2 separate regions of the Mus musculus genome follow, and region 2 is linked to region 1. Evidence: chromatin loops called from intact Hi-C (ENCODE). Cell type or tissue: left cerebral cortex. All regions are shown on one strand.

Evidence for each region. A loop is a pair of places that touch in the nucleus more often than their neighbours do. Peaks named below come from ENCODE experiments on the same cell type or tissue, not always from the same donor. Only the 100,000 strongest peaks of a DNase experiment are listed, where the experiment ranks them.
Region 2: it touches region 1 in a loop (2.0-fold over the local background); 2 of 42 quality-filtered maps call a loop at or near these places.

Annotation. Positions count from the first base shown.
Region 1 is chr3:52,757,625-52,760,124 of GRCm38, reverse strand. All of the region lies in intron 1 of Gm2447 (predicted gene 2447), which reads right to left. Among named protein-coding and RNA genes, the nearest start is that of Gm2447, 19 kb to the right of the region's middle. In left cerebral cortex, a CTCF peak has its summit at 1,387 (motif pointing right); a DNase peak (open chromatin) is centred at 1,353.
Region 2 is chr3:52,599,871-52,602,370 of GRCm38, reverse strand. No RefSeq gene overlaps it. Among named protein-coding and RNA genes, the nearest start is that of Gm40047, 21 kb to the right of the region's middle. In left cerebral cortex, no CTCF peak of the experiment used is centred here; a DNase peak (open chromatin) is centred at 1,051; H3K27ac peaks cover 806 bases.

The DNA.
Region 1 (2,500 bases):
CCGTGACTCCTTGGCCTCCATAGCCCCTCCCCCTAACTTACACGCCTTCCTTCCTCTCCTGAGTGCGGCTCATGAGGACCCTCTTCGCCTTCCATGTCTGCTGTCCATCACATGCCAGCGTCTCCAGGCATGAAACATGTATAATCATGGAAATGTTCACCTATGCGCTTCCCGTGTTGCTGTAACTTTTTTGTCGGCACGTCTACATTCCTGCATGGGAAGGGCTGTGCTGGACAGGTTTAGGTACGTGCTGGCTGCTCACGGCTAGGCTCATACTATCTGCTAAACAAATGTGTGTCCGATGAAAGAATGAGCAAATGAGTGGTATCAATAACAATCGCGATTCAGCCCTTGGTGAACTTAAGCATTAAGCTTTCAAAACATTTGTGCCTGGTACTTACTGCCTCCTATGCCGCTCTGCTCCTAGGAGCTGCCTCATTTAGCCTCAAACAAGCTCCCTGAAGGAGGTAATATGATTGCCATGAGAATTTATTTCAAACGAGAAAAATGGAACACAGTGAATGATCAAACTGTCATGGCTAGTAGAAGGCAAAGTGACCTTGGAACCCAAGCTCCTTTATGGTCTGGGCCCTTCCCCGAGTGTGTGCTGCTGCCTCCTGCACAGTGAAGCCTACATACAGGGAAGCTGCAGGTTTCCTTGGTTTCCCAAAGGCTTGAGAACTTTCTGGCAGAAGAGATATGTTAGTCATCTACATTTGATGGTCCCAGAGTATACTGAACTCTTAGATGCTGATTTCAGTGCTGTCTCTTGTTCTTGCCGAGCCAGTGTGTCTTGTTTCTCCATTGGCCATTGGAAAAGCCAGAAAAAGAAGTTGAGGGCCCATGTGTCTTAAACACCAGTGCAGAAGCTGCTATCTACTGGCTGGCTGAGGCCCCCCGTGAAGCTGCTTAATAATATTTAAAGTGTATCAATCACCCCAGTATACCACTGCCTGCTGTTGGGCTAAAATACACATGAAATGCCTGTTCTATTAAATTTCCTTTCTTTCTTTCTTACATTCTAATTGCTTAATTATAACGTGTTGTGGAACTTGAAAGCAATGCTTGCTCAAATTATACTAAAGGTTGGTGTAAATGAGATTCAGCTGTGGCGTTCTCGTGTGATTTTTCTTGCTGGTGCTGAGGTGGGAACACAGTCATGTGCATGCTAGGCACATGTTCTACCACTGACCTGCATCCCTGTTGAGATGTGACATCTGAACTCCAAGGTGTCTCCTAGCAGTTGCTCTGGCAACACTGAAGTCTTCTTGCCTCTCTTCCTGGTGTGTGTCCATCTTCCAAAGAGGTGAAGCTCAGTCCCAGATAGGCAAGGCCATGCTAGACTCTTTATCTGGCTCTCCACGTGGTGGCAGTACACAACACTTCCTTAGGGAGGAGCTAGACTCAGGGCCCAACCTTTGATTCTCAATCTCTTCCTTTTCTTCGGAGGCAAATTATCACAAACTTTTAAGTAATAGCAAATATTATTTGTGTCTGTTTTGAAGCAGTCATTCAGAGTGACATAGAGCTTTGCCAAAGTCAAACTAAACACATTTCATCACACCATTTTTCATAGAGAGGTTTTTCCTTTCACAAAATTATCCACAATTAAAACTGGAGAGAGATTTTTTTTTTCAACTGTCACAGCCTTTTAGAAGATAAAGTTTTTTTTCCAAAAAAAAAAAGCAATTTATAATGCCAGTAATTTTCTCTCTCTATCCTGCCATTATTAAGGCTACTGGTTTGGGGTTTATTTATTTATTTGTTTTTTTTTTTTTAATTCAGCCCCTGTCTCTCTGTAATGCTCACATAATGGCCTGTCTCTAACTTCACCCATTGCCATGGAAGTAATTATTCTACTCACTCAGACAGTCAATTTGCCACCAAATCAAAGAGGAAGTAGTTGGGTTCAAAACAAAACAAAACAAAACAAACCTCCCTCCATGGAGCAAGACAAAATGAGGAGGATAGAGAGACCACAGAGTTCTGTGGAAGGGGGCTGTGAGCCCAGGTTTTGAAATGAAATATCATCTGAAAAAGACAATGACATTGAAGTGAATAAAATGACTGTTAGAATCCATGATTAGAAGATCCTGAATGAATAGCTCTCTACAGAACTCATACTTCATTCAGTAATATTCTGAGTGAATCCTCTTTTATAAAATCTGGGAAAGGAATCACAAGATCCATGCTTTGGACATAATTTAAGTCAGCATGTCCTTGATGGGTTATTTCTCTGCTGGTAAAATGAGCCAATCCAAGCCAGATTAGATATATTAAACAGAAGCTGCTCTCTTGAGAGTTCACAGGCCAGGGGAGTCGCCATGGAGAAGGGGAAGAAAAAGAGAGAAAGGGCTGAGGCAGAGAGAGAAGGAGGAGGACTACAATGAGGAGAAGGAGTGGGAGGAGGAGGAAGAGGGGGAGGAGGAGGAGGAGGAGGTGGAAGAGGAGGAGGGAGGCCAAACTGTCTGGATAATATAGGGAGGAGCCTCTAGGAGAA
Region 2 (2,500 bases), 160 kb after region 1:
CCTAGCTCAATCCTTCCTATTGTCCCAAACTTGGCTCATCATATGCATGATGCTATCAAAGTGCAGATGATGACTCGAATGGTCAGGGGTGGACTTGGAACTCGTTGGATTTGTTTGTTTGTTTGTTTGTTTGTTTTGTTTTAGTCCCAAATGAAGCAGGTGTTGCTGTTGGTCTCGTGACTGCTCTGGGAGGGACTGAGCCATGTCATCCAGTCCTACAAATAGATGAGTAGATTTCAGGACTGTTTCCCTTTGGTCATTTTACTATAAAGATTAGGGGCCGGCAGGGTAAGGAGATTGGATGGGGTTGGCCTCTGTTCTTAGTCTGATCCTGAGACTTGATTGATATGCAGTCTTGAGCAAAGTACTTCCCTGCTTCCCTTAAATGTAGAACTGGAGAAGAAGCTAACACATGCGCTACATCGTGGTTAGGCCCATCAGATGAATGAGACATGTGGAATGTACTGTGACCTATAAAGCCCTACAAAACATACAAGTTTATTATTACGTTAGACTTTGAAAGATACCAACATTAGCCTTCAAATACTGGTCATTTACATGTGAACACATTTTCATAGTCCTTGATTTCTCCTAAGAAAAATACGCATATATAGGCACACACAAAACAGCTGGTTTTTATCTACTAAGATGTTTTGGGTCTCTCTGTGTATGCATGCATTCACATGTGTAGTGTGTGTGCATTCTTGCCCCATTGCCTGGGGTATAAGGACTTTAACCAAGAGCATTCAAGAATGCAGAGCAAATGTTCGGGAGCAACAGCCAAATTGGTAGCTTTTCTCCTTCCCAACTCCCCACCCGCGCCCAGGAACATGCTCCTAGCCAAAATACGATGGCACAGTGCCCTGGCCAGCTTTACCTCAATGCTCTGTGTGCCTTGGCTAGGCTAAGTACTGAGGCAATGGGTTATGATAGGCCTAGCCAGAGATCGAGTACCATGCCTTCTAGGACCCTAACCTTTGCGGAGGTTTGAGCCTGCAATTCACATAGCCAGGGCCACCAACAACGCTAGCCCTACCATCTGTGAGTATTCATTCCACAACGAAACGAAACCTCTGGCCGAGTCTTGCGCCGCATTTTGGGCACCGCTGCCGAGGTTGCGCAAACACATTTGGCACGGGCCTCGGGGACCAGGCAGTTCTCTGGGTTGAATTGGAGAAACAAAATGTACTTGTCCTACTTCCGAGATGGTGTCTGAGGACTTGGCTCCCTTGGCCCAGGAACTGCCTCCCTGCTGATGTCATTCTGCCACGGAACGGCAAACAGCTCTTCCCCGGGTTCAGCAGTTCAGGAGCAGAAGTAAGAGAAGGTAGGGATCAAAAGGGAACACAAGCAGGCTTGACTCCATCCGGACAGCTTGACCACACACGCACGTTCTTACAGCTGAATCATCTGACAAGAAACGCGTCCTGGCTTTGCATGTAGCAGAAAGGCCAGCTCCAAAACCCTGGGGCAAATTTGACTGGCCACCGAGTTATCTCCCTGCAATGGGGCTTCATGGAGCTCCAGCCGCTGTTCGCTGCTCCATTCGCCCACAGGAGTATCCGATCCCGGAGGCCCAGCAGGACACTTGACACTCAGACTGACTGTTGAAATAATTTCCATGTTGCACTTGTACCCAGCATTCAAATCCCTGCGTAATATCTCAGGCAGCCAGTGATTGCACTTTCTCAGCCAAACTGAGGCGGATCCTGCTGGCCTTTAGAACGTTTCCTAACTCCAGGTTACCTCTGAGCACACAAAGTACCACAGACGGGTCAGGCTCCTGGAAAAGCCATTCTGTAGACACAGCTTTTTTTTTTTCTTCCTTTCCTTGGTTTTAAAAAGCTCGTCTTTTCCATATTTACATTTTTCCACCTGTGAAATCCAGAGTTTTGTAGATGCTCTGTTGAGGTGTGGCCTTAGAGCTGCTATCTCAGGCCACAGAATCCCACTTGAGTTCCATGACAAGAGCAAAGCCACCATGCAAACAGCGTGGGTAGTCACTAGGCGCACGTGTCTATGCCATGTGGGTGCTTACATGAGGAGGTCTTAGGAGACAGAAGAAGCTTTCCTTAAGGACTTGGCCAGCTACCTGGGGACATGTCCTTGGCTGTCCACCAGAATAACTTGGAGGCTCTGAAAAAAAAGCTCCAATATCTGGGCCCTTTACCAATCTGTATGAACTAGACTCCTCTTTGGGAGGAGGCCCCTCCAATGCTGGCTGGAACACAGAATCTATTAGTTACATCTACCTCTCCCCGGTCCACCCCCAACCCCCCAAGGAAAACTAGTTCAGCCCGAGCACTCACGACCCGTGGTTAAGGTCACTCAGATAACTGGAGACCACCCATTTATACTTGTTGCTGCCCAGAGACACTGTTTTATTTAACTCCAGGAAAAATGGAAGCATCTGATGTTGAAGTTGTCCTGTCGGGAAGCCATTTTACAAGTGGTTAAGAGGAAAGGTGCAGGAAGAAGGGACCCTGGGTCTGCTGGTTGA